Linked DNA regions of Mus musculus: all the other regions are linked to region 1. The links are chromatin loops, found by intact Hi-C in ENCODE. Cell type or tissue: left cerebral cortex. All regions are shown on one strand. Region 1 overlaps Aptx (aprataxin). Region 2 has its middle 12 kb from the start of 4930509K18Rik. Region 3 holds the start of Aco1 (aconitase 1). Region 4 holds the start of Tmem215 (transmembrane protein 215). Region 5 has its middle 7.9 kb from the start of Aco1. Region 6 overlaps Aco1 (aconitase 1). Region 7 has its middle 6.6 kb from the start of Ndufb6.

Evidence for each region. A loop is a pair of places that touch in the nucleus more often than their neighbours do. Peaks named below come from ENCODE experiments on the same cell type or tissue, not always from the same donor. Only the 100,000 strongest peaks of a DNase experiment are listed, where the experiment ranks them.
Region 2: it touches region 1 in a loop (10-fold over the local background); 36 of 42 quality-filtered maps call a loop at or near these places.
Region 3: it touches region 1 in a loop (2.7-fold over the local background); 30 of 42 quality-filtered maps call a loop at or near these places.
Region 4: a loop joins it to region 1, with 2.2 times the contacts of the local background. A loop is called at or near these places in 2 of 42 quality-filtered maps.
Region 5: a loop joins it to region 1, with 9 times the contacts of the local background. A loop is called at or near these places in 29 of 42 quality-filtered maps.
Region 6: it touches region 1 in a loop (3-fold over the local background); 3 of 42 quality-filtered maps call a loop at or near these places.
Region 7: it touches region 1 in a loop (5-fold over the local background); 25 of 42 quality-filtered maps call a loop at or near these places.

Annotation. Positions count from the first base shown.
Region 1 is chr4:40,680,440-40,684,439 of GRCm38, forward strand. It overlaps Aptx (aprataxin), which reads right to left. Exons shown (of 8, transcript NM_001025444.3): 8 at 1,639-4,000. Among named protein-coding and RNA genes, the nearest start is that of Aptx, 21 kb to the right of the region's middle. In left cerebral cortex, CTCF peaks have their summits at 177 (motif pointing right) and 1,681 (motif pointing left); DNase peaks (open chromatin) are centred at 176 and 1,656; H3K27ac peaks cover 431 bases.
Region 2 is chr4:40,299,364-40,303,363 of GRCm38, forward strand. No RefSeq gene overlaps it. Among named protein-coding and RNA genes, the nearest start is that of 4930509K18Rik, 12 kb to the right of the region's middle. In left cerebral cortex, a CTCF peak has its summit at 1,926 (motif pointing right); DNase peaks (open chromatin) are centred at 657, 1,933, 2,209 and 2,686; H3K4me3 peaks cover 264 bases.
Region 3 is chr4:40,141,032-40,145,031 of GRCm38, forward strand. Aco1 (aconitase 1) reads left to right here and starts at 2,234. Exons shown (of 21, transcript NM_007386.2): 1 at 2,234-2,510. In left cerebral cortex, no CTCF peak of the experiment used is centred here; DNase peaks (open chromatin) are centred at 1,995 and 2,239; H3K4me3 peaks cover 2,194 bases; H3K27ac peaks cover 1,515 bases.
Region 4 is chr4:40,470,966-40,474,965 of GRCm38, forward strand. Tmem215 (transmembrane protein 215) reads left to right here and starts at 1,215. Exons shown (of 2, transcript NM_177175.4): 1 at 1,215-2,639; 2 at 2,896-4,000. The coding sequence starts at 2,960. The coding sequence ends at 3,667. In left cerebral cortex, a CTCF peak has its summit at 2,280; DNase peaks (open chromatin) are centred at 84, 1,205, 1,952, 2,334 and 3 more places; H3K4me3 peaks cover 2,157 bases; H3K27ac peaks cover 2,545 bases.
Region 5 is chr4:40,133,365-40,137,364 of GRCm38, forward strand. No RefSeq gene overlaps it. Among named protein-coding and RNA genes, the nearest start is that of Aco1, 7.9 kb to the right of the region's middle. In left cerebral cortex, a CTCF peak has its summit at 1,566 (motif pointing right); a DNase peak (open chromatin) is centred at 1,569.
Region 6 is chr4:40,181,592-40,185,591 of GRCm38, forward strand. It overlaps Aco1 (aconitase 1), which reads left to right. Exons shown (of 21, transcript NM_007386.2): 12 at 1,213-1,348; 13 at 1,977-2,061; 14 at 3,310-3,466. Among named protein-coding and RNA genes, the nearest start is that of Aco1, 40 kb to the left of the region's middle. In left cerebral cortex, a CTCF peak has its summit at 1,519 (motif pointing right); a DNase peak (open chromatin) is centred at 1,526.
Region 7 is chr4:40,284,035-40,288,034 of GRCm38, forward strand. No RefSeq gene overlaps it. Among named protein-coding and RNA genes, the nearest start is that of Ndufb6, 6.6 kb to the left of the region's middle. In left cerebral cortex, a CTCF peak has its summit at 1,776 (motif pointing left); a DNase peak (open chromatin) is centred at 1,772.

The DNA of each region.
Region 1 (4,000 bases):
GGGACCTTACATGTTGATGAATTTTTAAACAATTCTCTTCCACTAAATGCATCACATCAAACAAACTTCCCTGCAGATTAATGAGGGTTCCTCTACTTTGAGAATATCAGTGAGGGGCTGGGGCCACACATGCTGCATTAAAGAGAACAGCATCCTGCACTGAGTCATAGCTGCCACCAGAGGGCGTGTGCATCATCCTTCCCTGACATGGCTGCCTCAGAACTTACCTGCAGGAAAGCTCTGAATGGGCTGTGCAGTAAATGTCTCCACTAAGAACCTAAGTCAGAATATACAGAGGCGCCTTGGAAGACACAGCTCTAACTAGGAGTCTCCATCAAATCCCTCCCCTCAGAGCTCAGGGAACCTCACAGGAAAGGAGGTAAAAGGATTATAAGAGCCAGAGGGAATGGAGGACGCCAGGAGAGCCTGGCCCACTAAGTCATCATGATCAAAGCTCATATGAGCTCAGAGACTGAAGCAGCAAGCACAGGGCTAGCACATGCGTGCATCAGGTCGTGTGTGTGTGTGTGTGTGTGTGTGTGTGTGTGCGCGCGCGCGATATAGCTTTCAGTTTAGTGTTTTTGTGGGACTCCTGGGTGTGGGTTTCTGAGTCCTGTGCCTTCTCTTTGGCTCTTTCCAGTCTGTGGTTCTTTGTCCAACTTCAATGATATGATGGCTTGTGCTTTGCTAATTTTTTTTATTTTGTTGTTTTATTGTTATCTCTTGGAATCCTCTTCTCTTCTAATGAGAGACAGAAAAAAAGCAGGCGCAGATTAGGGGTGGGGAGTGAAACTAGGTAAAGTAGAGGAAGGGGAAACTGTGACAAGGATATATTGTATGAGAAATCTATTTTCCAAAATATAAACTTACCATTCCCAGGGATGAGACTGCTCTCTCGTCTCTCTACTGGCAGTAGCCATCAATTCTAATGGTATGTGGGTTTTTTGTTTGTTCATGTACTTATTATTGGGAATTGCATGGGCCGCAGTGCACACAAAGATCAGAGGCAACTTGCGGGGTCAGTTCTCTCCGTCCACTATATGGGCTCCCGAAATCCAACTCTGGTCAGGCTCACACAACCTGAAGGCAAGACCCTACTGCTGAAGACATCATACACTTGGGATGTAGGATTCAGAGAACCAAACTGGAGCTGATCTAGGAGCCCCCTCCCTGAGGACCAGCTCTCAAAGTATCAGAAGGTGCCGAGCGAGCAGCCAAGGGAGAAAAGCAGTCAGCAGTCCTACCCGGCTGTGAAGACCACAGACCATAGCCACGATCTCTCCCATGGCACAACAGTAAGATGTCTTACCCCCAGCAAGAAATGTCTAACTAGATTAAGAGATAAATATGACCAACATACACCATATCTATGAAGGTGTTGTGATGAAACAGGTGTGGTGGTGTACGACTTTAGTTTCAGCATTGGAAAGACACAAACACCCCAAGGCACAACGCCTCTGAGTTTCAGGACAGCCAAGGCCATATGACAGAGAAAACCTGCCCTTAAAAAAGTCATAATGAAACTATTGCTTTGTACAACTCATATAGGCTGGTAAGTTAAAACACGTACATATTTTAAAGTGCAGACCCTGAAACAGGAGACTTACATAATATCTTCCCAAAAACCTTAGGCCGCAAGAGGATTAAAAATTCTTTATTCACATGCTGCCACCTGGTGGCCAAAGTGAGAAAACTGAAACGCTCTCACAGGAGAATCCCATTTTGTGGACTGAAAAGCTAAAACATTAGGTAGAAAACATACTGTCTTCTCCACACACCCCTCATTCCTACCTGTAAGAGAGCCTTTGCCCATTCAGGATGGCATCAAGAGGCTATCAGATGAAAAACTGGTTGACCATACAGCACACTACCTCCCTCATTACAGTCCAGTGTGAGAGAAGTCTCTTTACTGTTTGCTAGCAAAAAGCATGACACTACTTTATTCACTCAACAAAATCTTGTGTCCTTTATTTTCAGGTAGTCAGAATTCCATTGTGAAGGTGACAGAGGACCCCATGGGAAACAGGGTCCCCAGCCTACACTGTCATGTAGTTGTGTCTCATAGCGGCTCCGGCCTCAGGGGATTTGGGTTAAAGGTTTCCACGTGCAACAGGTACCTTTTTCTCATTCATGTAAAGATGATGCAATGGGCTGTCAGCTTGTCAGGGGCAAGTTCAGTCAGGTCTACATACTGTGGTCTCCTCCTAACATCTTGAGTCTCTTCTCACTCATGACCACCACAATCGGCTGTATTTGAGAATCTGACCTATCGCTGGGTTCTTGAAAACAAAAGTAAGTTCCCAGCTGCCACAAACTAGAGAGTCTGTGGTGTGGAAATGTCAGCGGCAGATAAGAATCCAGCTGGTCCACTGGCTCCTTAGAACTGAGTGCCAGAAGCCCCTCCTCTGCCCTGTGCTCCACCCCTTACCTGCAGGGTCCAGCCACAGAAGGGTTAGTTGACTCACGGTGACCCACACATGAAGGGGTCTCATGCTCTGAAATCAGTGTTCTGAGAACACTTCCTAGCTGGGCACGATAGCAATATACCCAGAACTTTCAAGGCAAAGGCAGTTGGGTCTTGAATTCAAGACCAAGCTGAGCTACATGAGTTCCAGGTCAGTCTTGGCTACATAGTAAGACCAATCTCAGAATAGGTAAGTGTTGTCTCTGCCTTTGTCTGGTGTGCTAAGGTGGCTTTGTGCATGCGTCAATCTCTGCCATACTCTGCCTCCAACGGGCCTGGAGTCAGGGGAGCCAAGAACTTTGAGACCACCAATATGAGGTAATTGTTCTGAGTCTGGCTGACTGCATTCCACAGGATGATGTCCCGGGTATCTGTCTTCTCGAAAAGGACACAATTTCCTTCTTATTTATGGCTTAAATAATGCTCCATTATATACCTCCAAATTTTGAATGTCCTGGTGTCACCATAAAGCCTGAGTGACAAACTGGCAATCCCACAGCCAGTATGTTCATCACCAAAGGAAGTCAGGACAGAAACTCAAACAGGGAAGGAACCTAGAAGCAGAAACTGATGCAGAGACCACGAGCGGGGTGCCACCCAATGGCTTGCTTCCCCTGGCTTGCTCAGCTGCCTTCTCATAGGACCTAGGACCACTAGTCCAGGGATGGCACCACCTCCAATGGTGCTCTCCCCATTGGTCACTAATTATGAAAATGCCTTACAGTTGGATCTCATTTTCTCAACTGAACATCCTTCTTCTCTGATGACTCTTAGCTTGTGTCAAATTGACACACAAAACCAGCCAATGCACCATTATCAACATCCAAAAGGAAAGAGCATTCTAAAGAGGCAGATCTGAACATTACTGCAGAAGGGAATGGTATTCCATGACAATATTTCATTCTCAGAAGACACTGAATCGTAATTAAATACAGACAATGTCTACCTAATCCTTGTGCATTTGTTTTGTTTTGTGTTTTCTTTTTGTGGTGTACTTGCATCCCAGCAGCCTGGATCCACAGACTGGCAGATCTCTGCAAGTTCAAAGCCAACCTAGTCTACATGTTGAGTTCTAGGATAGCTTGGGATGAGGTAAGGTTGTGGTGGGTGGGTGTGTGTGTGTGTGTGTGTGTGTGTGTGTGTGTGTGTGTGTTTACTTGAGAATTAAGTTATTACTTTTTAAAAAGAGTACTTCTGACTTACTGGAACTCAGTGGGTAAAGACACTTATAGCCAAGCCCAATGACATGAGTTCAATCCCCAGGACCCACATGGTGGAGACAACTGACATCTGGAAATTGTCCTCTTGCCTACACACACACAGTGTGTGTCAGCCCACAGTAGCAGAGATGGGTGGCCTATTCACAGGAGGCCAACCAGGAACAGGTATAGCCTTCAAAAGCCTGATCCTGGAGACTATGTCTGCCAGCCAGGCCTCACTTCCTAAAGGCTCCACAGCATCTAGCACACACTGCATGGAAAGGACCTGCCACTCTGAAACATGAGCCTGTGGAGTTAGTCCAGATTTGAATCATAA
Region 2 (4,000 bases), 380 kb before region 1:
CTCCCATCTTGAGTGTGCTTTGGGGCAGAACTGAAGATAGCAGCTATCAGCTCAGGGTTTGGCTAGATCCAGCGTGTCTGCCTACTTAACTGATCTGGAGCTCTAACTCAGCTTTAAATTCAATTCTCAGTGATGGTTTTCAGAGCTCTTGTTATCCTGCCTCCATCTTGGCTAAACTTTTCAATTCTTCCCTCCCCTCCCGCCATGAAGCCAATGGCTCATTCCCCCTCCTCCTGTGACCAGGCTTGCTTGCCTTTCTTTCTTCAAAAAACAACTTTATGCCAATTCTTCCTCTGCAGACTCTGGCCTCTGTAGCCCACGAGTTTCTTCTTCCTCTGTTCATCCAAGGGCTTCCTTGGGTGTTGAATGTGTGCTGAGTGGGGCCCCACAAATAGCTCAGTTGAGAACTCTTTACTAATGTCACATGTTGTGTACCCTGCCTATAATGGAAATAAACACACATCATATATTCCGGACCATCTTGGAATGGAGGTTATTAAGAACTTTAATTAGTGTGGAAGCAGGATTGACAGCATGAGGTGTCACAGTGTCTTGAAAGAAGGCGCGACGGCGCTGTGAAAGCTGACAGGCCCCTTCCTAAATACCCTACAGCGCAGGCGCCTCACCGGAACTCCTCATGACTAAAGCTGCAGGAAGCGTTTCTACACAAGATTCATCATCTCCATCACAGCCTGATTATCCGGCTCCCAAACTCACACTGCCAGAGTGCGTTTTGTGGTTATGCTTTTCAGCTGTGTTGCTGATGTTTTTGATGTTTATCAACTGCGTGCTTACTCTGAGACCTGCACAAATGCGTCAGAAAACCCAGGCATCTTTCTGAAGGAAAGGTCTGTTCTCTCAGATACGCCTCTCCTTTAGCTTCCATTTTCCTCTCTTCCATATTCATTCATCAGTGCAGTTAACAAGTAAACGCCAAACCTCTAGCTTATGGCAAGAAAGTGGGTTCTGTGTCCACATCACAGTCCCTTGAAGGTCATAGGGCTAGAATAGGAGGGTAGTAGGCTGTGTGTGGACAGTTAAAGCTCCTAAGGTCTGTCTGACTGGATAATGACAGTTATCAGACAGGGATTTGGGGAAGGTGAGGAAAATATGGAGGATATTTTAGAAGCCAGGTTCCACGTTATCCAAATTCAACCCCAGATCCCTGCATAAGCTGCAGGAGAATCTGGCAAATGGAATTTAGCTTTTTCCCAGTGGGAATATAAAATGAATTTGGAGAAGAAATTCTCTACATCCACTGGCTGTTCCCCCACCCCACCCCATCCCCGCCCCCGTCCCCTGACCCCGTATACACATTTTGACACTCCCTGTGATGCTAATAATGTGTGGTGTTGTGTGAGCTCAGTTGCCTCTCTAACAAGCATATGTACCTTGCGTCACTTCCCATTCTGTGAAAACTGAACCTTACCTTATACATAATGTCTTAATTCTCCGGGAAGACTTCACGGCGGGGGGGCGGGGGGGGGCGAGGGGCAGTGTGAAAGACGTCAGCGGGAAAAAAAAAACAGTTATCCATGGGACATGAAATCAGTAAATAACTGAACTTTTGAGAAGCTGGTTGAGTATATATCTGCGTTCAAATTAATCAGTGCAGGAATTGAAACTGGGATGCATTTATCAGTAGGCTGAATGACATCTGGAACAATTAATTTGCTACCATCCCCCGAGGAATCTAAACCAAGACCTTGGACGGGCTAAACACTTGCTGTTCCCCTAAGCTACATCCCCAAAACCCCCAATCCTTTTATTTATTTGTTTTGAAACACAGAGTCTGGCTGTGCAGTCTCTCCTCCTGCCTCAGCCTCGGGAGGCCTGGGATTACACGTGCTGTCACACCCAGCTAAACTTGGTATTCAAAGAATCACGGATAGGGCGCTGCGGTGCGGTTATAGTTAGAGAACTCCACTAGGTGGCGCTGTTTAAAAGCGTCCCAAATTCCAGGGAGCGGTAAAGCTTTCTGACGAAAGGCAACCCCACTTCCTGCCTTTTTGAGAATTTAGGGCGCTTCGTTACCAATTGTAGCTGGTTTTCCTAAAACACCATTGATGTGGTAAATGTAATATTTTAGCATGACATGGAAAATGTTTTAGTAAAATAATTCAGCCTAAAGTTTTCTTAAAAGAAGAAATCATTAAACAAACCATTTAAAATGAAAAAAAAAACCTGTCCCGAAATGACAGCCTGTCGCCCAAAGTGCAGAGTCAGCAGCAGGGACTCAGAAGGCAGCCCAAGCTGGAAATTTCCCTTGCTCAAAGTGGATTTTAAAGCCAACACAGATTCTACTCCGTTTTTTTCTAAGCTCTATTTTGAGATAACATATTTTGAAATTCCTAAGGTAATCTGCTAAGTTATATGGATTCTGTCAACTCCAAATAAGTCCAAATCGCCCAATTAATTCTCCCTGTAACTAAAATGTAATTATTATAAAAGCATCAAACCCAGAATTTAATAAGTGTTGCCTCATTTGCTATCATAAGGAAAACCCACAGCTGCTGATGAGACAGAACAGGGACGAGTCGTCCCTCCGTCTATGCAGCCATTCATATAGGTGTCCTGGGTCCCAGGTGTTGGCTCATATCAGGAACAGGGGGATTTGAACTGGGGAGATGGCTCAGTGATGACTCATTTGCCAGAGTTTGTGTCTTTAGAACCCAAAGACAAAGCCCAGCAACCGTAGTGCCTGAAGGCAATCCTAACACTCAGATGTCAGAGACCGCATCCTCTGCTGGCTAGCTAAGCCTAGTCCGCACTCGTTCTCCGGACAGCACATACACAAAGCATTTGCCTGCAGATGTACGAGGGCTTTCATCTGGTAACGCAGGCAGAAAATTGACAAACTGGAGAATGGGCCCATCTTATGTTCTTACTCCAATCCTTGGCTTGCTCCAGGGAGACCAGGGATGCAGCTCCTGCCGTTTCTGCTCCCACTATCCCACAGGGAAATTGACAGTAACGTTGGTTTGCTCCGGGCAATGATGGAGGTTCACACAAGAGCACCTACGCCTACCATCCACCCCCCCCCCCCCCCAGGATCCTTCATATACTTAAATGGAACTCTACATTCAACGTCACTTAGCAGTTCCAAAATTTCAACAACTGTTAACTGAGAAATCGGAACACTGCATTCTGGTTAGTACCAAAGCCGTGTAAATGACCTTGGATAGTTTACAGAGAACACCTTCTATTCTTGTTTTTTACAAAACCATGGGAGCCACGTGTTTCCTATCCAGGGACACTTAAGTCCAAAAAACAGTTGCATAATCTTCTTGTGTTCTTGCCTGCGTCAGGAGTTAGAGTAAGGGGTTCAGAGTCAAGAAATTAGGGTTGGCTCCGCTGATGGGTAAGTTATCCCACCACCGGCCATGAGGAAGGACTAGATTTAGCTTTCCTTTTTAAAGAACTAGAAACAGAGCAAAATACATGGAACAATGGCTTAAAGACACCAGATACTAGGCAACGTGGGTTCATGATACAGGATAGAAATGAGAGACAGGAAATGGGGCCCCAGCTACCTTGATTTGGCACTGGAGGGAGTTTCTAGACTTCTGAGCCAAGCAAAACCGAGTCATCGAGTTTAAGAGACTGTGACTGAGGTTTGAGGAGATGATGACAGCTTGAGTCCCTCTCAGACAGGAAAGGTTACATGGAGCTCAAGTTATCAACTGAAAAATGACCTGAGTGAATAGGAGGGGAAACTTCTGTAACCAGAGAAATTCCAAGACATCAGTACCAAGCCTGTGCCAGGCATGTGAAAGAGGAAGAAAATGGCACCTGTACCTAAGAAACCAATCAATAGCCATAAAGCAAAGTGATAGATGATGGAATTATTGATAAAATATTCAAAACCTAAAGACACAAATCTGTGAGCTAAAAATACTGGTAGAGTCAAATATAAAACAACAATGGATGTTATTCGTTCAATTCATTGTTCATGAATTGTTCAATGAGGAATGAATGACTGACCTTCAAGTCTCATCCA
Region 3 (4,000 bases), 540 kb before region 1:
GGAATTACAGTCCATACACAAGTATGTCATAGTCCCCTTCCGGCTATGTGAGAAGACTGTTTCCCCTAATTGTTTTTTTAATCTTCGAGACTTCTTCTGGGATTGCAATATTAGGCCTAGCACAACACCTAACAAATAATCTCTTTGTCTACAGTCTTAATCAAGCTAGGCAGGTTGTATGGAGGAAAATGCGACTTCCATATCTGATGGCACAGACAGCAGCACTGGCATTGGCAATGATGAGGTAGCTGAAGCATTCCAGAGTCATCAAGATCTAAGAGACCCCAACGGCCAAAGCTCAGAGCAACAACACAGAAGGCAGCTAAGAGTTCCCGAGCCCTTCAAGAGCTCTGAACTATAACACTAGGGAGTGGTTAAAGGGTTTCCAAAGAAAATGCAAGAAACTATGACTATATAGGAATAGCAAAAGTGTAAAGACAGGCAGGGGCTCTGAAGAACAAAAAGCAGAGACTGTAAAGCTTGGTCTCAGCCAAAGATCAGGAGTTATAACTCTACCTGCTGCAGAGCAGAAGGAAGCAAGAGCAATACACCTCTGCCCTGAGTACCTGGAATAACCAGCCTTAGGCTTGGACAGCTTGGAACTCAAATCCACCCTGTGATGAGTTCCTGGAACTCAGGGCCTTCAACACTAAGGGAGCAACCTAGAGCAGCAAAACCCATCGCTAGCCAAGTGCTTGACATACTAGTTACTAGTCATTCTCCCTATATGATGCTCGTTCGTGTTAACTCAATGTAGAAGCCTACACTGAATTTCCAAATGATCTGGGCAGCAAAACCTTACATCCTTTCATCTAGAGCTAATCAATCATGTTTCCAAATTCACATTGACTTGAGAGGCTAAACTGCTAAGCATGGACGGAACCCCCACTCAGTCTCACAGCTCAGACTTTAGATCGGTGGACAGCATGTGCTGTAATTAATGGGTTGCTGTAGGCTAAAACCAAGTTTTATATATAGAAAGTTTGCATTCTGTGTAAGCTACAGACATGTTGAAGTGTGCTCCTGATGTATACTTCCTGTGCTTTGAGCTAGTAATAACGGAGAAACTGCCTTTTATAAGAGCTGGGTGTGGTGGGACAGAACCTGCAGTCCCGGCACTTTAAAGGTAGATGTAGGGAGTCCAAGGTCTGGGGAGTTCCACCAAACAATGAGCTCTAAGCCTGCCTGGGGCCCATGAGTATCTGACTCAAAAATCAAACCAAAAACCCCAAACAACTAAACCCTCGGGAAGAAATCTAAAACAAAACAGTAGTTGGGGTAGGAATAGGAAGTGAAGGGCAAGGTGGAGGAGGTGGGGGACACTGGAAGAGGCACTCAGAAAACGTACTTACCACCCAGCATTTAAAAGAAAGGTGGCGTTTTGTGTGCCAACTTGACACAAATTAGTCATCAGAGAGGAAGGAGTCTCAGTTGAGAAAATGCCTCCATGAGATCCAGCTGTAAGGCATTTTCTCACCATTTTCTCAATGGGAGAGGGCCCAGCCCATGGTGAGTGGTCTCACCTAGGCTGGTAGTCCTGAGTTCTATGATAAAGCAGGCTGAGCAAGGCATGGAAGCAAGGCATTAAGCATCACCCCCACGGCCTCTGCATCAGTGCTTGCTTCCAGGTTCTAGCCCTGCTTGTGTTCCTGTCCTGACTTCCTCCAGTGAATTGGAAGTGTAAGCCAAATAAACCCCTTTCTCCTCAGCTTGCTTTTTGGTCATGGCGTTTCATCGCAGCAACAGAAATCCTAAGGCTCCCTACGTTAGTCAGGCAGTTACATGTCACACTCTGCCCCTCGTGAGGGACAGTCAGCCTTCTCCACGCTCCAAAAGAGGAAAAGCCTAGAAATCGGCTCTACACTTCCTGGGACTGAGCCACTAGCAAAGCTAGATGCAGCCTCGGGGCCCAGTTTCTCCCGCCTATGGGGAGGAGCCACGAAGATCAATAGCCTTCAGCTTCGGGCCTTCGGGCCTAGGAGGTACAGAGGGGTGGAGCAGGTCCTAGGCTCCGCCCCCGTCCGTGGCCACGAGTCTCTTGTTCTAGGGGTGGGACGGTGCCCAGCCCCTAAACCTGGCCATGTAGGGGCCTGGGACTCGTCCCTCGGTATGGTCTGCCTTCAGGCTCTGGAAAGAAGAGGTGTTCCCAAGCTCTGCCCCTTGGCCGCAACCTCAAGTCAGATCTGGGCCTTGGGGCGGAATAGGCCCTAGACTCCGCCCATCTGCCAAGATCGGAAGGTTCCGAAGGGAGGGCGCACCCGGACTAGACTGCAAGCTTCAGCCATCGCTTGCAGCTTCTAGAGGGAGGAGGTGCCCAGGCTCCGCCCCTCGGGGGGCGGAGTGAGGCCCGGGCCCCGCCCCTCTCCCGCAGCAGCTGGTTCCGGCCCGCTCTCCACCGGTCCCGCCTCGCTGCCGGAGCGTCCGGAGGACCGCTCAGTGGGAGGAGCGCGGAGTCGGCCTGGGACATTGCTAGCACCCGCCTGTGTGCTCCGGGAACTGCACTGTGAGCGGTGAGTACCACGCGGCCCCGGGGCGTCCGTGCAGGCCTTTCCCACGGGTGCAGACCCGAGGACACGGGGAGAGCTGCGGGGAGGCGGTGGAGCTGGCTCCTGGGGTGACCTCTCTACTCGCTCCCCAGCCTGCGTCGCTCTGGACTGGGAGTGGCTCTACTCGGCGCCCCGGGAGTTCTCGCCTTGGTGTGAGGGCCGCACCGCCGGGGTGTCATTGTGCCAGGCCCAGCCCACGGGATAGAAAGGAACGATTGTGCCCGGCAGATTGGAGTCCCCAGCACGGGGCGAAGGCAGGCGGGGTGAGGGTAAGAGCCCCCTCAGTGGAAGGGCATAGAGTCCAAGGTGATTGATTGAGAAACCCAAGGAGAACGGGACTGTACCACTCTGGCCAGCCCAGTGCACTAGAACCGCAGATCTCCCTGCAGCACGCATGACAGCCTCCCAGCAGAAGTTGCCGAACTTTTGCATTTAGGACCGGCAGCGCGCCTAAAGAACCTTTGTTATATAGATTGTACCTATTGATTTTTGCAGTGTATAAATACAGCGTATAGACACTTAATATACTTAATTCAGATAGACCGATTCTGTAGTTTCCAAAACACTGTTATTAAGAATGGCATTCTTTAACCTTCCTGCAAATCTCTGCTTAGAAGACACTCAGCCTGTTGCAGTATGACAGGTCATGTAGCTTCTGAAGACTTTTAAGTATATTGGTGAAAATGTAACATTGTATTGCTTAAAGAGTGGTTTTGACCGTCCAAACACCTGCGCCTGTGTTTCTCTGCAGCATACTTTAGAACCACCGAAGTAGCCAGTGCTTAGGAGGCATAGTTCACTGGGTTTGCCACTTTATTTATGGTTCTTCCATTCCGCACCGTGGAGGAGTTAACCTCTGATACCCAGGAGCACTCTGGACCTCACTTTCCAACGGAATACGAGATCCCCACAGTTGGTGGTGGCTTTGGGTGATGTTCATGTGTGCCTTGGTTGTTTCTGTGCCTGCTGAGTTGATGTGTGTAAACCTGATGTAGCACACCAGACCTGTGAGTTCAGGGAGGTGGGTGTGACTAGACCATGCCAAATGTGTAGGGGTTGCTGTAAGATTACCAAGCAGTTGAGAGGTCATGTCTAAAACACCAGGTGGCATGTTTTTGCCTCCTTATCCCTGTGTTCAGTTCTGTTGGGGGTTTCTAGCCTTGGGTCTGTTGAAGTATGGTGTCCCAGTCTCCGAATTCTGCCACTTCCACATTCCTGGTGAGCTCTGTGTGTGGTCCTGCCTCTGCCACTGGAAAGCAGTTGCCCATTGTGTCTGTGTGTGATAGATGGAACCCTGCATTAGAGTCTTTCCTTTGTTTCATGCTGTCTACAGGAATTTGAGATAGAAGTTATATACATATTATCAAAAAATGTATACCTCAAAGCAAACAAGTTTCTTAATCCTCTACCCAAAGAGGCTATTGTGTTCTGATTGAGCAGCTTCAGCACTTTAA
Region 4 (4,000 bases), 210 kb before region 1:
CCTCCACCAGCATTGATGTGAGAGTATGTGTCTACTATTACTGTGGCTTGTTATACTATATTTGGTTTATGTCCCTGGGAGGCCTACTCTTTTCTGAGGGGAGATGGGGGAGGGGTAGATCTGAGGGAGGTAGAGATTGTAGGCAGGGGAGGGAGGGAAACTGCAGTCAGTATATGAGAGAAGAATACACACAAAAAAAGAAAAAGAAAAAAAACGTCTTCAGAGTAAAGAAAAAAAAAGCTTCTTTAGAGTCCCAGCTATGCTGTTGGTGTATGGGATAAATAGGACTTACTGAAAAAGAGAAGCATGGAGAACAGGTAAGTTCAGCCTGGGACATTTGAGCATGAGGTGTCTGTAGATGATCCAAACGGCAATATCAAACACACAGCTGAACACTATAGCCTTGGAGCTGAGGGGACAGGGCAAGTGAAAAAGGCTTAGAAGCTTCCCAGCTTCCCAGGCTATTTGAAACTACCATGGAAGAAGGGTAAGACAGTGGGTATTATTAGTAAAGGATGAGAAAGGGGTTTTCCGGGAGAGAAATGTGTTCAGTAATTGGAGCTGGTTGCTTCCCTTTTCCTTAACAAAACCAACTTCCAGAGCAGCAGTGAGTCTGGGAAACAGACTGACAGACCAGTTCCAGGCTCCTCTGTAGTCCAGATACATCTGTCAAACAAAGCAGATGTCTATGAGAGTGAAGATGCTATTAAAAACAAACAAACAAACAAACAAACTACCCCTTTCCTGATCGAAATGGCCACGCACCTGACACCTCACTTTAGCTGTCTGCCTTTTCCCCTTTCTTCATTCTTATGTGCCCAGAAGTGCGGCCAGCTATGTGATAAGTATGAATATAAAAGGCAAACATGATAAACAAAAGAATAAAAAGGAGAAGAAGCCTGCCCTCTGATAACCCTGGGTGAAGTGAGAAACCAGGGAGACCACCTCTCTGCCTCAAGCCAGGGTGGTCGGACCCATCCTTAACCGTCCTTCAGACTCACTTTCTTCCAAACACCTCTCTCAGCCTGGCACTCTTGGGGCCATGTCCTGTCTTGCTTTGCTTCATGAACAAGTCTCCAGGCACAGATTCACACCCTCTAATCTGCTGGCACCATCTGTCAAAAAACGTGAACACTTAATCTCCGCCTAAAACCCTCCTAGTGTTCTTCGCTGTTCAGTGGATAAAGCCAAAGTCCTCGTCTACACGGACAGACAGGTCTCCATTGACTTGGATCCTGCCTTACGTGCTGAGAGCACTATAAGCACACGATATGAGCAGAAAAGAGTACGTGTACCTTTCTGTGCATTTTGAACAGGAACCACGCACCAAAGCCTTGTGCTAGGAATTTACGCTTCTGTAGTCGTCATAGCATTTGCTCAGACATCTGTTGTTAATAGTCTCCTGATGACTGATTCTGGTACACAGGGCCAGCCTAGGTGGAGAAGGTCTGGTTGTCAACATTCTTTCCACCAAGTCAAGACTTGGCATGAAAGAACGTAATTTTTTGCCTTCCTAATTCCTTTCCTCTACCTTAAACAGACCAGGTGAAGGATCGCAACCACATCTAATCTTCCCTAGAGACAAGAGAACCCTATATTCCGCGGGCAGACACTGGACTGAGACTAGCAAGACAGAAGAGTCTTGTCTCTTGTCACCGGTTGGGCCTGACCCTCCAAACCAAAGTCTGTCCTGTGGGCTCCCTGAATGAAGATCAGAACCAGAAGCCCTTCCTCCTGGCTCCAGTGTGGTTGGAACCACGTCTGTGGGATTGAGTTTCCAAGGATACTTTCTGCCAAGTGCAAAGATGGGAGTCCAGCGGAGGAGACTCTGGTGACTTCTAAGCACAGGCAGGACCCGGAGGCCTGACCTTCGTGCTCCTACCGCCTGGGTGCTCTCCCGGGACGCTCAGGTCAGGCAGAAGCAGCCTGCGACCCAGCTTCTTCGAGGGTATCTTGCGCCTGGTGGAGCTGCCTGGGAGAGGCAGAGGCAGAGACAGTCCTGGGGAACCTGGTTGCTGTCGGGGCAGGGGCATTTGCTCAGGAAATGTGGAACTGGCCAAGAGAGTCAGTCTCCAACATCCTCTCACGTTGTCGCCAGAGCCCTTAGATCCTGAATTTGGAACCCAGACTAGGACGGTGCACCAGCTGCCCCGTGGGCAAGGAGCTCTGGGCTCCGGTTTATGGCAGCCGCACGGACACCGGTCCAAGCCACCCGCCTGCTGCACCGCGACGAGAGCCCCCCAGCAGCCCGCTTCCCGCGGCCGCTGGGCTCTGACCCCCTCGCGCCCCCGCGCGTCCATCTCTGTTCCCAGCGCGGTGCAAGTGATGTAAGGCGGCCAGGCTCGCGCGCTTTCCTCCTGCCCGGACGGAGTCCTCCCTCCCCGCCGGCAGCGCCGCGCGCCCACTCCGATCCGCTGCGCCCAGGCTCCGCTTCTAGAGCTCTGGCTACCTACTCGCAGCGGCTGGGAAAGACCCTCCTCCTCTAACCCATCTCCCTCCTCCCCTCCTCGTCCCCCCCCCCCTCCTGTGCAGTGTCGGTGGGGAAAAACCAGGCTTGGCTCTCGGAATCCAAGAAGAGAACAGAGGGACAGCCCATACAAAGCTTTCTGGAGACACTGAGAGGTGGCAGGAGCCTTCAGGTAACTCGGTGACCATACTTCTTTGACACATGTTGGTATGAGATAGAACGGGTTGCAATAGTGATGGGGGAGGGAGGGGAGGAAAGAGGAAGAGAGAGAGAGAGAGAAAGAGAGAGAGAGAGAGAGAGAGAGAGAGAGAGAGAGAGAGAGAGAGAGAGAGAGAGAGAGAGAGAGAAGTCAGAGATAGCAAGAAAGAGTTAGTGGGTAGGAAGTTGGATTGGATTCTTTTTAACCCCTGTGGTTTCACCTCCCACAGAAAAAAAAGCAAAAGGGTACTACTCCCTGGCTACCAGGCAGCCCCAAGCTGGATGGAGTGAAAGATGCGGCCTGATGACATAAATCCGAGGACTGGGCTGGTGGTGGCCCTGGTCAGTGTTTTCCTGGTCTTTGGTTTCATGTTCACTGTCTCTGGCATGAAGGGGGAAACTCTGGGGAACATCCCTCTGTTGGCCATCGGGCCAGCCATCTGCCTACCAGGCATCGCCGCCATTGCTCTGGCCAGGAAAACCGAAGGCTGCACCAAGTGGCCAGAGAATGAGCTACTCTGGGTCCGCAAGTTACCCTGCTTCCGGAAGCCCAAGGACAAGGAAGTGGTGGAACTCCTGAGGACCCCATCAGACCTGGAGTCAGGCAAAGGGAGCTCGGATGAACTGGCTAAGAAGGCAGGCCTCAGAGGCAAGCAGCTCCCACAGGGACCAGGTGAGGTGCCTATGGCCAGCTCCGTTACTACCCCCACTCCTACAGAGGAAGGAGAATGCCAGAGTCTAGTCCAGAGTGGGCGGCAGGAAGAGACATCCAGATACCTGGATGGCTATTGCCCCTCGGCCAGTTCCCTCGCCTACAGTGCCTTGGATGCCAAGTGCTCAGCCTGGGACAGATCTGACCGCCCTGAGCCCGAGGACAGCATCTTCTTTGTGCCCCAGGACAGTATCATCGTTTGCTCCTACAAGCAAAACAGCCCCTATGACAGATACTGTTGCTACATCAACCAGAGCCAAGGCAGGTGGGACCACGAGACAATAGTCTGACCTGTTCATACAAGGGTCCCATGTTGACAGACACATTGCTATACTCAGCTCCCAAGGAAAGAGAATCTGTGCTCCAACAGCCTTCACACTGTTAGAAACTGGCACGGTATGTGATGGGGGTGCAGACCTCTGGTGCCTGATACTCATGTAAATAGGCATGTTGGGGGCATAGTTTAGGGAAGTACGGAGAATTAAGGACACTGGGAAGAGACAGTAAACAGGAAGAAAGTTCCATTTGCTTCTGAACAAATTAAACAATGTTGATTGCTTTGTAAAACAGCCCAAAAAGTGCTTGCTGTCAGGTAAATCTAGGGAGCGTTAGCTGCTAGGGGT
Region 5 (4,000 bases), 550 kb before region 1:
GCCTAGCAGGCATGAAGCCCTGAGTGTGATGCCCAGCATCACCTAAACTGGGCACAGTGGTGAATGTCTGTGATTCCAGCACCCGGGGAGTCAATGCAGGCCAGTGAGCACAAAGTCTTTCTCAGGTATACACTGAGCACAAGCCCAGCCTGAGCTAACCCTGTGGAAGTAGAAAAAGGGAATTGGGGGTGAGAGGGAGGAGAACAGAGAAGAGCAGAGGGAAAGAGGAAGAAGGACATTTCTCCCCCAAAGGAAACTTGGGCAGAATTGCGACCAGTGGGCAGATGTTAGAGAAAATATTAAGGAATCTTACTAACTGACTAGGTGCCCAGAACCTCTGAAGAAAGCTAGACATGAATGAAGAACAACAAAACTAGAATGTGTCTACATAAATCCAAATTCATACTGAACGGTAATGATGCTTTAAAGAGTTATTATCTAAGAGCATAACACACAAGACAATAATGGCCCAGAAAGGGAAAGGTAGTGAAATGGTCAGAGTTGTAAGAGCCTGGAATAACTGGGAAAAGAAAGCAATCGCCATAATCAACTTTAGATCTTGACATCACAAAGATGAGCACTGTCCAAGCTTGGGTAAGCATTAACATGGTAACCAAAGGGCTCTGGGAAAATAATAACAGCAATAATTCCCAGGTGCTTCAAAGCACTAATTTATGTAATCTCAATCATTCTGCGACCCAAATACCAAGCTCTTAACAAAGCCAATTTGCTGACCCAATATTTTTATTTCTACTATGACCTTTGGGACAGACTTAAGGGACAGAACAATCATTAATTTGTTAGTGTTTCTTCTTTTAAAAACATTTTGTTTTACTAAATTATTATATTTATTAATATACATTATATATATTACATTATATATATTGTGTGTGTGCACGCCCACACATGCGGAGGTCAAATGTCTGTGGAGGCAGAGATGTTAGATCCCCCCAGGAGCTGGGGTTGCAGGGTGCTTGTGAGCCACTTGATGTAGGTGCTGGGAACTGGATTCAGATGTGCAAGAGAAGAGCACACTCTTAACCATCTCTCTGGCTCCATTAATGTTTCTTCTCCTTCTTCTCTTTCTTCTTTTTATTTTATCTTCATTTACACTCCAGATTTTATCCCCCTCCCAGTCTACCCTCTGACTGTCCCACATCCCATACCTCCCCTCCACCACCACCCTCCCCACCCCCTCCCCCATCTCTACGAGGATGTCCCCACCCTCCCACTCCACCAGACTTCCCCACTCCCTGGGGCCTTCAGTCTCTTGAGGGTAAGGTGCATTTTCCCTGATTGAGTCCAAATCCGGCAGTCCTCTGCTGTATGTGTTGCTGGCCTCATATCAGCTGGTGTATGCTGCCTGGTTGGTGGCCGGGTGCCTGAGAGATCTCAGGGGTCTAGGTTAAATTGAGGTTTCTGGTCCTCCTACAGGGTCGCCCTCCTCCTCAGCCTCTTCCAGCTTTTCCCTAATTCAAGCACAGGGGTCAGCAGCTTCTGTCCAATCTTGCTTATTACTCTACTGCTGTTCCCTGTCTGCTTATCACGCGTTCACATTCTGCCAACAGAGGGCAGCAGCTGACCGCGATCTTGTTCACTTCCTCTTGGCACTTTCATAGCCGAACTTGGAATAGGCAAGATATTTTATTCTGTAGTTTGTAGGAAATGAACATGATGAGAAAAGTTCTTCCATGTTAAAAACCACTCTACCAACTGAACTACACTACCAGCCCCCAGCTTCCCCTCCCCCCCACCTCCCCTCTCCCCCGCAGGCAAGCAACACATTTGCTGTTCTTTTCTCCTTTCATCTGTCAAGGCTACTCAACCATTTCATTGGAAATATAAGTCAACAACAGCTGCTTTGGGTCACAGCATTGTATTTCAGTGCCCAGATAGATATGATGGGCCAGCCCTGACAGTTTCCTATCCAAAAAAAAAAAAAAAAAAAAAAAAAAAAAAAGCAATGCATTTAAAAGAAACCTAGAAAATTAACATACTTGAACTTGAAGGATACTAGACACTTGGTGTACTGGCTAGTTTTGTGTCAACTTGACACAGCTGGAGTTATCACAGAGAAAGGAGCTTCAGTTGAGGAAATGCCTCCATGAGATCCAACTGTAAGGCATTTTCTCAATTAGTGATCAAGGGGGAAAGGCCCCTTGTGGGTGGGACCATCTCTGGGCTGGTAGTCCTGGGTTCTATAAGAGAGCAGGCTGAGCAAGCCAGGGGAAGCAAGCCAGTAAAGAACATCCCTCCATGGCCTCTGCATCAGCTCCTGCTTCCTGACCTGTTTGAGTTCCAGTCCTGACTTTCTTGGTGATGAACAGCAGTATGGAATTGTAAGCTGAATAAACCCTTTCCTCCTCAACTTGCTTCTTGGTCATGATGTTTGTGCAGGAATAGAAACCCTGACTAAAACACTCGGTAATTACACAACAATCCTGAGATTCACAATTGTGCTGCCCTTGGTTTCTAACACCCCACCACCTAGGAAGACTCCACTTACTTACCTAAGTGACCTGACCCTACATTACCGCACTACAGCACGGATCTCTGTACTGCAATCAGAGAGAACAAGCGTGAAAACAGGTTAATACGGTATTGTAGACAACATGGTGACTAAAGTTAGTTCCCAGGATATCTAATTCCCTCCTTTTTCTGTAACTAACAGTAGTCATGATGACAGGGTGTCTGGCTGCTTTGTTGGGTAAAGGTCGAAAGAATGAGCTCTGGAGTAAGATGTGTCTACATGGAAACCAAGACAGCCATTTGCTCTGTGACCTGAGGCGACTAACACGACCACTCTGAACGCCGGTTTTCTCATCTTTCTAGTGAAACAGTACTGGTAACTTTACAGACCACAAACAGTTTAAATGGGCATTTGAGAATACTTTCTATTAGCTATCTTGAGGGAAATGTTGCTTTAGTATCAGTGGCTGGCCAGAGCATTCTGGGAAGGCCTCTAAGGATTCGAATACCTAGGCAGTAAGAAAGAGCAGGAAATTAAGTATGTGGCAGATTGAGGGAGGGGCGGGGCTGAATATTACATGGCACAAAGATGCTGCTGCCTTTCCTAATGATGATAGCTTTTTTGGGATTTAGAAGAAAAATAGGTATTAATTTCAAATTTTTCCTGTCATGGAAAAAGATATACATTGAATGAAGAAAAAAGTAGATATTTTAGTCTTCTCAAATAAGAAATTCAGGAGGAACCCTTTATACTTCATTCACTGACAAACAAATTGCATTCCTCTGTGTTACGCAAGAGAAACCTGAACAGTATGGAGGCCAACAGGAACCAATGAGCAAGCAGTGGTGAGGTGGTGACAGCAGGCCAGAGTCAGCAGCCCTGTGCTGGCATCCGTGATGCGATGTGGCTCCATATGCCAGATAAGGGACAAACTGGCATGCTTCCCCATCCTCATGAAGTCTATCTAGGCAGCAGGTCCCTGGTGCCAATGGATGAGCACGCTAGAACAGAACTGTGTGTGGCAAAATCTTAACTTCCTCAGAATCTGGAAACAGATCCCATCCAGAAGATAATAAAGCAGACACTTTAGGACAGGGTACGTGGGAAACTATATTTTTAATGTGTCCTCTGGTGATTCTGAGAAATATCACTGGTGTTTCTCAAAAGGTGAACTTCTAGCCACGTTTTGTGTCAAACCAGCCTCTTTATGAGTGTAGTGCTTATGCTTTCAGGGTACCCTGAGGCTTGAGAGCAGTATAATAAAGCTTTCTCTGGTACCCCTTCCCTCCTAAGAAATTATGCACATATGAAAGAACATTATAAGCTGTACAGTCAGTTAGACAGTGTTCATAGAATCTTTCACCAAATTGAAGGTCCAGCGTATTAATGCACCTGGTAACCACATTTTAATTCACAAGAGGCCGCTATACAACTCTGGCCACATATGATTCTAGCACCTACTGATCAAGAAATCTTAGGGTTGCATTTCTCAGAATGTGTTCCCAAGCCACATATCACTGCAATGGAGTC
Region 6 (4,000 bases), 500 kb before region 1:
CCAGAAAATTCCAGTGCAACAAATAGCATCCAATAGAAAATATTTGAAGTAGAATTCATCCTGTTTAACAGCCTTCTTATGTGCTTAGCACAGAAAATAAGGGGCGAGAAGCAGAGGAAGCAGGGTTTCTGCTAACACTTAGAATCTGGGTCTGCCTGAGAAAGAGAGAAGTAGAAGGACCTGTTGCTGTGTCATGGACTTTGTTCCCGTAAGGCCCACCCGGGCAGTGAGCTTTGCACTGTCTTGGTGCACTGGCAGTTGCAGCCGGACTGGTGCAGAGGGCACTGGCCGATCAAACTCCATGCGCCCGGCCTGTTGTGCAACGCTGAGAAGCAGTTAATAGTTACATGCAGAGCTCAGTGCCAGAAGAGCTCCTTAGTTCAGAGGTTTGGTCATCCTGGAGAGCCTCCCTTGGGTCCAGAGACCAGAGCCAAGAGTTCTTTCTTAGTGGGCCAAAGGGAAACCTTATGAGAGTTCATCTTTGCCACCTCACTTTATGTGCTTTCCTGGAGTGGACCAGTTTTATCAGGTAACATCAGCAGTCCCTCGTGGGCCTTGTCCCCCTGCTCCCACACCTCTTCCCCTCATGTCTTCCCCACAGCTGTCATTCTTCTGGAGTCAGAGTACAGGCTATCCCATCACAGTCCAGGGCCCAGGGCCTCTGATCTTCTGCTTTATCAATATCTGTGTTCTAGATCTGTTGTCGGCTGCCTGGATTCGCTGTCATTCAGTCCACAGTTCATGTATCTCAGAAAAGGCCTTCCCAGTTACAATTTTTTTTCTAAATCCAAACAGATAATTTTAGATGATTTTTCCCTCCAAACTTTAAAAACACATTTTATAAAACATTCCTGACTGGCCTGGATTTATTTTATTTTATTAGTTGATTGTTTTTGGTTTTTGAGAACTTGCAGTGTCCACCAGTTCGGTCTAACCTCGCAGAGGTTCTGCCTCCTGGTTGCTGGGAGTAAAGATGTGTGCCACCGTGCCAGGCTGTGATTTGTATTTGTTAAAAGGAGCGAGAGGTCCTCCCTCTTGCTTCCTTCCCGAAACTCATTTGGGCTTGCTGCATGCATCCATTGTCTCTGAGTAGTGAACTTTTGATCTGCCAGTCAAGAAGTGTAACTGGAAAAAACCAGGCTTTTTCCTAGTGTGTTCTTAACATATAAATAAAAGGCCACCCATGCTGTGTCTCTGTTCACCGTTTCACAGGATTGTTAGCAAAGAAAGCTGTGGAGGCGGGGCTGAGTGTGAAGCCTTACATCAAAACCAGCCTGTCTCCTGGAAGTGGAGTGGTCACCTACTACCTTCGAGAGAGTGGAGTCATGCCTTACCTGTCCCAGTTAGGGTGAGGAAGAGGGTGTTTGTCTTAGCTTTTGTGGAAGTCCTCTGGCATCTGTGTCTGTGGGTAGCGGTTTGCGCTTATCTGGTGCTGTGTACTTTCATAGCACTCCAACTGCATGGGGCCCATCCATCATACATACAAGAGTGAACCCTGGGCTTCCGTGTGACATCCCCTCCTTTCCCCAGAAGAGGGCGCCGTTCGTCATTTGTACTGAGATGAACCGCGAGCTGGTTGGTAGTGGCTGTGCAATTGTCTGCATTTTGGCATGAAAAGTAGTTACTTACATGGCTGCAGTCGTCTAGTCCTTGAGCCAAAGGAGTGATTAGATGCCAAAACGGTTTCTCCCATTACTGTGTTAGTTTGAATAGTATCTGTTTTCCCCGTGTGTTTTGTAAAATTCAAAAGGTTTGGGGAACTCACAACAATAGGAGATAGGGACGTTAAATGACACATCTGGTTTAAGCTTTTCAGTATTCCGAATCATTCAACTCCTGTGTTAACAAGCTTTAAAATGTCAGTAGCATCCTGTCTTAAACTCACTCCACTCCCATTCCTTTATGACCTGTGGCCTCCGGGAGGATTCCAACAGTGGGGCTCACTGAGCGGACATTTCCTATGCTTTGATGCCTAGGTTTGATGTGGTGGGCTACGGCTGCATGACCTGCATCGGCAACAGTGGACCCCTTCCTGAACCTGTGGTCGAGGCAATCACCCAGGTAAGTCCAGTGGTGTGTGTTCTGCAGACCTCTTGTCTGACGTCACGTAACATGTGGCAAATTCTCGAAGTTTGAAGACAGTCCTTGGGACTGGGATGTGGCGACATATATGCTTTAGAAGTAAGATTGAGAGAGAAGTCAAAGCTGTGTAACGTCGGGCAGCTAAGTTAGCTGGCTTGTGCCTTGGTTTCCACAACTGTAAACTGGAGATGCTATAGCAGAGTTTTAGAGAGTGCTGAATGGAGGGACTCTCGCCAGCCCAAGCATGGCAAACACAGCTCAGGAAGGCCTTGCCCTTCGCCCCATTCCATCTGCCTTGTTAAAAACCATCTATTCCCTTATTTGGCCACTCCCTTCCCCTGAGGCTGACTACCAAGGTCTAGCTATCAAAGTATTAAAGTCCAACAGTCAAATCCCCCTTTGCCCGTCCTAATCATGTGCAATCAAAATTAAACAACTCATCCTAACATAGGGCTTCCCCCTTTACAAACTGCCATTTCCCTGTGCCACATCTATCGCCTCTCTATCCAGAGATAGTCCTCTGTCATGGGCTCCCCGACACACAGCCCAACAAATATCCCTCCCCCTCTCCCTCATCCTCTGTCTCCTGTCTTCGTCTCTTCTTCCCTGCCCTGTGACCCTCTGGGGCAAATAAATGTACTTTGTTCTGAGAACTTGGTCTTGGAGTGTCTTGAGGGTCCCTGCACTGAGAATGATGTTAATAACAGTGAAGTGCTTAGCACAGTGCCTGACACACAGGCGAGGGCTCAGACCATGCTGGCTTGGATGACAAGGAGCTCTAAACGTGTTTGTTAGTGGTCATTTGAAGCTTGGTTCCAGATCATACACACCCCCTTATATAAACTGCCTCGCTTGGTTTGGCTTCTGGCCCCACAGATCCACAGCCCTGCTGAAAAGCACTGTTGGACCCGTCACTGTGGCTTCCTTCAGCTGTCACCCTTTGACCTTTCTTGGTAGTCTAACCTGGTCGTAGACTCCTGCAGTAAAAATTACATCATATGCTGACCCATCTGGTATTTTCTGAAGAACAGAAATGACTGTCCACTGCTCCCTGCATGTGACCTGGAACATCTCTTTCCCTTTGGTATACCCCTCCATGCCCTCCTCCCGGTAGCAGACCTGAGGGAAGGGTGGCTGACGTCTTTGTCCACATGATGTGAGTGCTGACCTGACAGAAGCCTAGGCAGTGCCTTCCTTGTGAACTAATAGTTCTCTTGCCTCACACAGGGAGACCTCGTAGCTGTTGGCGTTCTGTCTGGGAATAGGAATTTTGAAGGCCGAGTCCATCCTAACACACGAGCCAACTACTTAGCATCCCCCCCTCTGGTAATAGCATATGCGATTGCAGGCACCGTCAGGATTGACTTCGAGAAAGAGCCTTTGGGTAAGATTTGGGGGGGTTGTGACTCTCTAGCGAATTGAAAAATAGACTGGAAGGAAGTTGCTGCTGTTAGGAGCGTTCTGGCATGCATCTTTAATCCTAGGACTCAGAAAGCAAAAGGAGGCAAAGACTCTGTAGAGATGAGACAAAGAGGTCTCTTCACTGTTCTTCTGGGTACAGCCAAAAGACAAAAGAAGAAACAAGACTCTGATAGGGGTGGTTGATTGCAAAAAGAACGTAAAGCCCAAACATATTAGCAATTTGTCATTCTGGATTCTTCAGTGATCTTTGGCTTGCCTCCTCTGGCCTCCTGAGGCAGGCTTCCCGTTACTGCGCACCCTGTATGCGCACACTCCAGGTGTTTCAGAGTCTCACAGTCCCAAGTGCTGCTTTGCCCTGGGTTTTTGCTCTCTCTGTATCCTCACTCCACCCTTTGGAGATTCAATGTGGCAGGCATCCCTTAGATTCCCATTTGAAAAATCAAACTCCAGCTACAGTTGACCCTCCATGGCTTTGGATTCTACGTTTTCAATTATC
Region 7 (4,000 bases), 400 kb before region 1:
AGTGATTCCAGCCATTAGGAGGAGCCCAAAAGATCAGTGTCCCAGACACTGAAACAAGAAGTTGTAACACTGAAATTGCAGCCGGGCGTGGTGACGCACGCCTTTAATCCCAGCACTCGGGAGGCAGAGGCAGGTGGATTTCTGAGTTCGAGGCCAGCCTGGTCTGCAAAGTGAGTTCCAGGACAGCCAGGGCTATACAGAGAAACCCTGTCTCAAAAAAAAAAAAAAAAAAACCAAAAAAAAACCAAAAACCAAAAAACAAAACAACAACAACAACAACAACAACAAAAACCAAAAAACAAAACACTGAAATTGCCTTGGAGACTCAAAGATGTTAAAGATGCCAGAGCCATGGGATACATGCTGACATGCTGAGGAAAGCTGCTAACAAAGAGAAAGCAGTTTGTTGCAGTCAACAAAGATGAAAAAGGAATGGAGATCTGAAGACTGCTTTGACATCAGCCATGGAGATGCAGAGTTTGGAGTTTGCCCAGCTGGTTTCCTGCCTTGCTTTGGAGATGACAGTTAATTAGTTGAATGAATCTCAGAAGAGACCTTGAACTTTGGACTTTTAACATTGTTGAGACTGCTATAGACTATGAGGACTTTGAAAGTTGGACTAAATGCATTTTGCATTATGCTATGTTTAAGTATGGCCCCCATAGACTCATGTTTTTGAACAAGTCTATGTGGGCCAGGGAGTGGAATGTAATGGTTTGTATATTCTTGGACCAGGGAGTGGCACCATTTGGAGGTGTGGCCTTGTTCGAATAGGTGTGACCTGGTTGGAGTAGGTGTGTCAATGTGAGTGTGGGCTTAAGATCCTCACTCTAGTTGCCTGGAAGTCAGTCTTCCACTAGCCGCCTTTGGATGAAGATGTAGAACTCTCAGCTCTGCCTGCACCATGCCTGCCTGGATGCTGCCATCTTCCCACCTTGATGATAATGGACTGAACCTCTGAACCTGTAAGCCAGCCCCAATTAAATGTTGTTTTTTATAAGAGTTGCCTTGGTCATGGTGTCTGTTCATAGCAGTAAAACCCTAACTAAGACAGTCATCAAGGTGGGAGCATGGCCTCGTCCAGGCAGATATGGTGCAACCCCATCCCTTTACTTGATGCCCTGTATTTCTACTAGAGGTGGACTCTATGAGTTCCCCCTCCCCACTGTTGGGCAATTCATCTAAGGTCCCTCCCTTTGTATTTTCTAGAGGGTCCCCCACCTCCCACCCCACCCCTGTTGCGGTAAATCTCCAACCCAAATATGCCCCGGCAATGAAAATATGACTCAGTTAATATGATGAATGAATACAAGCTGTGTGCCTAGATTGGGCAGATCTACAGCTACACTACCATCTTCCACAGCTTATGAGACCCCTTAGAACTTTCGGTTTATCCAGGCCATGTGCTTCTGCTCCTCTTTCCTCCTTCTTCCTCCTCTGCATCCTCTCCCTCTTCTATTTTCTCCTTCCCTCTCTCCACCTTCCACTCCACTTTCCCTTTTATCTGCCCAATCATCAGCTCTCCTTTATTTTACAAATTAAAATGGGAAGCAGGTTTACAGGAAACCACCTGAGTGCTGACTCATTCCTGGTTCAAAGCCACTCACTGGAGAACAGAATTAACATCAAATAAAATTAGCCCCAAGGCTATCCACCACACACCTCCACCCCAGAAGTTGCATATTTCCATTCATTATGCTGGCCCTCAGGTAAACTTCACTGTTCTATAATTCTGATGCTGTGGCTGCTCATGGAAAGCTCATCCGCGCCCTCTTGTGGACAGATATCTTGTTGCCTATAAAATTGACCTGAAATCTGTACAGTTTCTAGAACTACTCATTTCATAAGAAAGTAGAAAGGGCAGAGGAAATCCTCACACAATTCTAAAAGGACACATTCCGATAAGCCAAATCATCGGGATGTCATCCAGCTGAACTTTTTCAGAAACAAAACTATAGTTAGGAGAAAAACAAAATGAGGACCAATAAAGAGGCAGAGGGCAATTTAAACACCATTGTGATATTTTATGGTATTAAGGAGATATTAGATCTTGTGGTTGTGTTTTGAATGGGGCTTCTGCTACCTAGAACACATCCATAACATTATACACAAGAGAACATGGTGTGCAGAGCTCACTTCTCAGTAAAGGGTAAAGGAAATACAGTTAATTAGCAGTTGGTGTGTGATAGGTCACTAAGGCTCACTGTATTCCTTTAAAAATGGTTTTGTTGAAACTTGAAGCTCAAAGCTTTAAAAATCTGTGCTTTGAAGTATTGAGCCATTATTTAGGCTATTATTAACCTGTGTACTCTTCATGCAAGACTTATCTTACCTACTGACCTCAACTCTGTTATAATGAGTTAGTTATAACTCTGTTATAAGAGTCTCTGGGAGCCTAACCATGCTAGAAAGGACTATTTGTAGGTCCCTCAGTAGGGCATTTTACAACCCAAGTAAATGTTGCCTTTGTTAATGGGACCAAATACATCTAGTAATTTCTTTGAGGGCCATCATCATGACTTTCTGTGGAAACCATTCCATTCTCACACTTAAACAATATAGTCAATAATAATAACAATAATAAACAGAATCAATGTTTTCAGCAAAGTATAATTCTTCTGCCACTGGCTACTATCTACCATGTTCCATTCCTTCCAATGACCTCAGGCTGTGAAAAAAATAAAGCAAAGAGAGTCCATTAAGACAGACTCTGGCTGGCGAGATGACTCAGCAGGTAAGAGCACTGGCTGCTCTACCAAAGGTCCTGAGTTCAAATCCCAGCATCCACAGGGTGGCTTACAACCACTCATAATGAGATCTGACGCCCTCTTCTGGTTCATCTGAAGACAGCTATAGTGTACTTAGATATAATAATAAATAAATCTTTGGGTGCGAGCAGGGCCATGGGGGTTTTGTCTAAGACCTTGGTAGCTAGCCAGGAATCTGGGAAAGGTATAAGGCTTAGAGGGCACATAGAAGACAAGCCAGGAAAGGAAATAAAAAGGTGTCTATCGGCAAGCTTGCTTGACTTTGGGTCTGTTGAGAAAGGGTCTACCTTTCCAGCTGTGTTTTTAAAGCCCAGAAGGGGATTTGGTTTTTCTCCCTGGCAAGGTGTGTTAGAGAAGACAGGAGGACGAAGCCATGAATTTCATGGGGGTATAGAAGGAAGACTGATCTGACAGCAGTGTTTGGCTACCAGACTAAGTCCAGGTGAGAGATTGGCTCGACATCAGAATCCTCCCACCCCCCCAAAAAACCCCTCCCTTTCAGACCCTAACATCTTTACTTTAGGCACTGGCACTGATCAAGCCAAATGACAGAAATGCAATTAACTTCTTTATAATCCATTTAGCTCCTATTTAAAAAAAACTTCTATCTTATTCCTTATAGTTTTAGAAATGTACCTCCGATAGGCCGGCAAGATGGTTCAGCAGGTAAAGTGTTTGCTATGCAAACCTGAATTGAATCTTGAGAACCCGCATGTGCTGTTTCTGTGAAAATTGTTCTTCATAGCAGGCGTCTGAGCACTTGGTGGCACTATTTGGGGAAGTTTCGGTGGTGTAGCTTAGCTAGAGGAAGTATGTCACTGGAGGTGGGTTTTGAGATTAAAAGGCATATGTCACTTGAAGTTCCCTTTGTCTGCTTCGTGCTGACAGTTTCAAGAAGTGAGCACTCATCCTCCTGGGCCATGCTTGCCACCTGCTGCTGTGCTGTCCCCACCATGATGAGCCATAACCCCAGGAACCATAAGCCAAAGTAAAGTTGCTCCTGTAAGTTACCTTGGTTATGGTGCAAAAGAAAAGTAAGCTGGGCGTGGTAGTGCACGCCTTTAATCCCAGCACTTGGGAGGCAGAGGCAGGTGGATTTCTGAGTTGGAGGCCAGCCTGGTCTACAGAGTGAGTTCCAGGACAGCCAGGGCTACACAGAGAAACCCCCCCAAAAGAAAAGTAAGCAACTCACCAAGCAGAGATGGGAGGAGAGAACTGGCTCCCCAAGATTA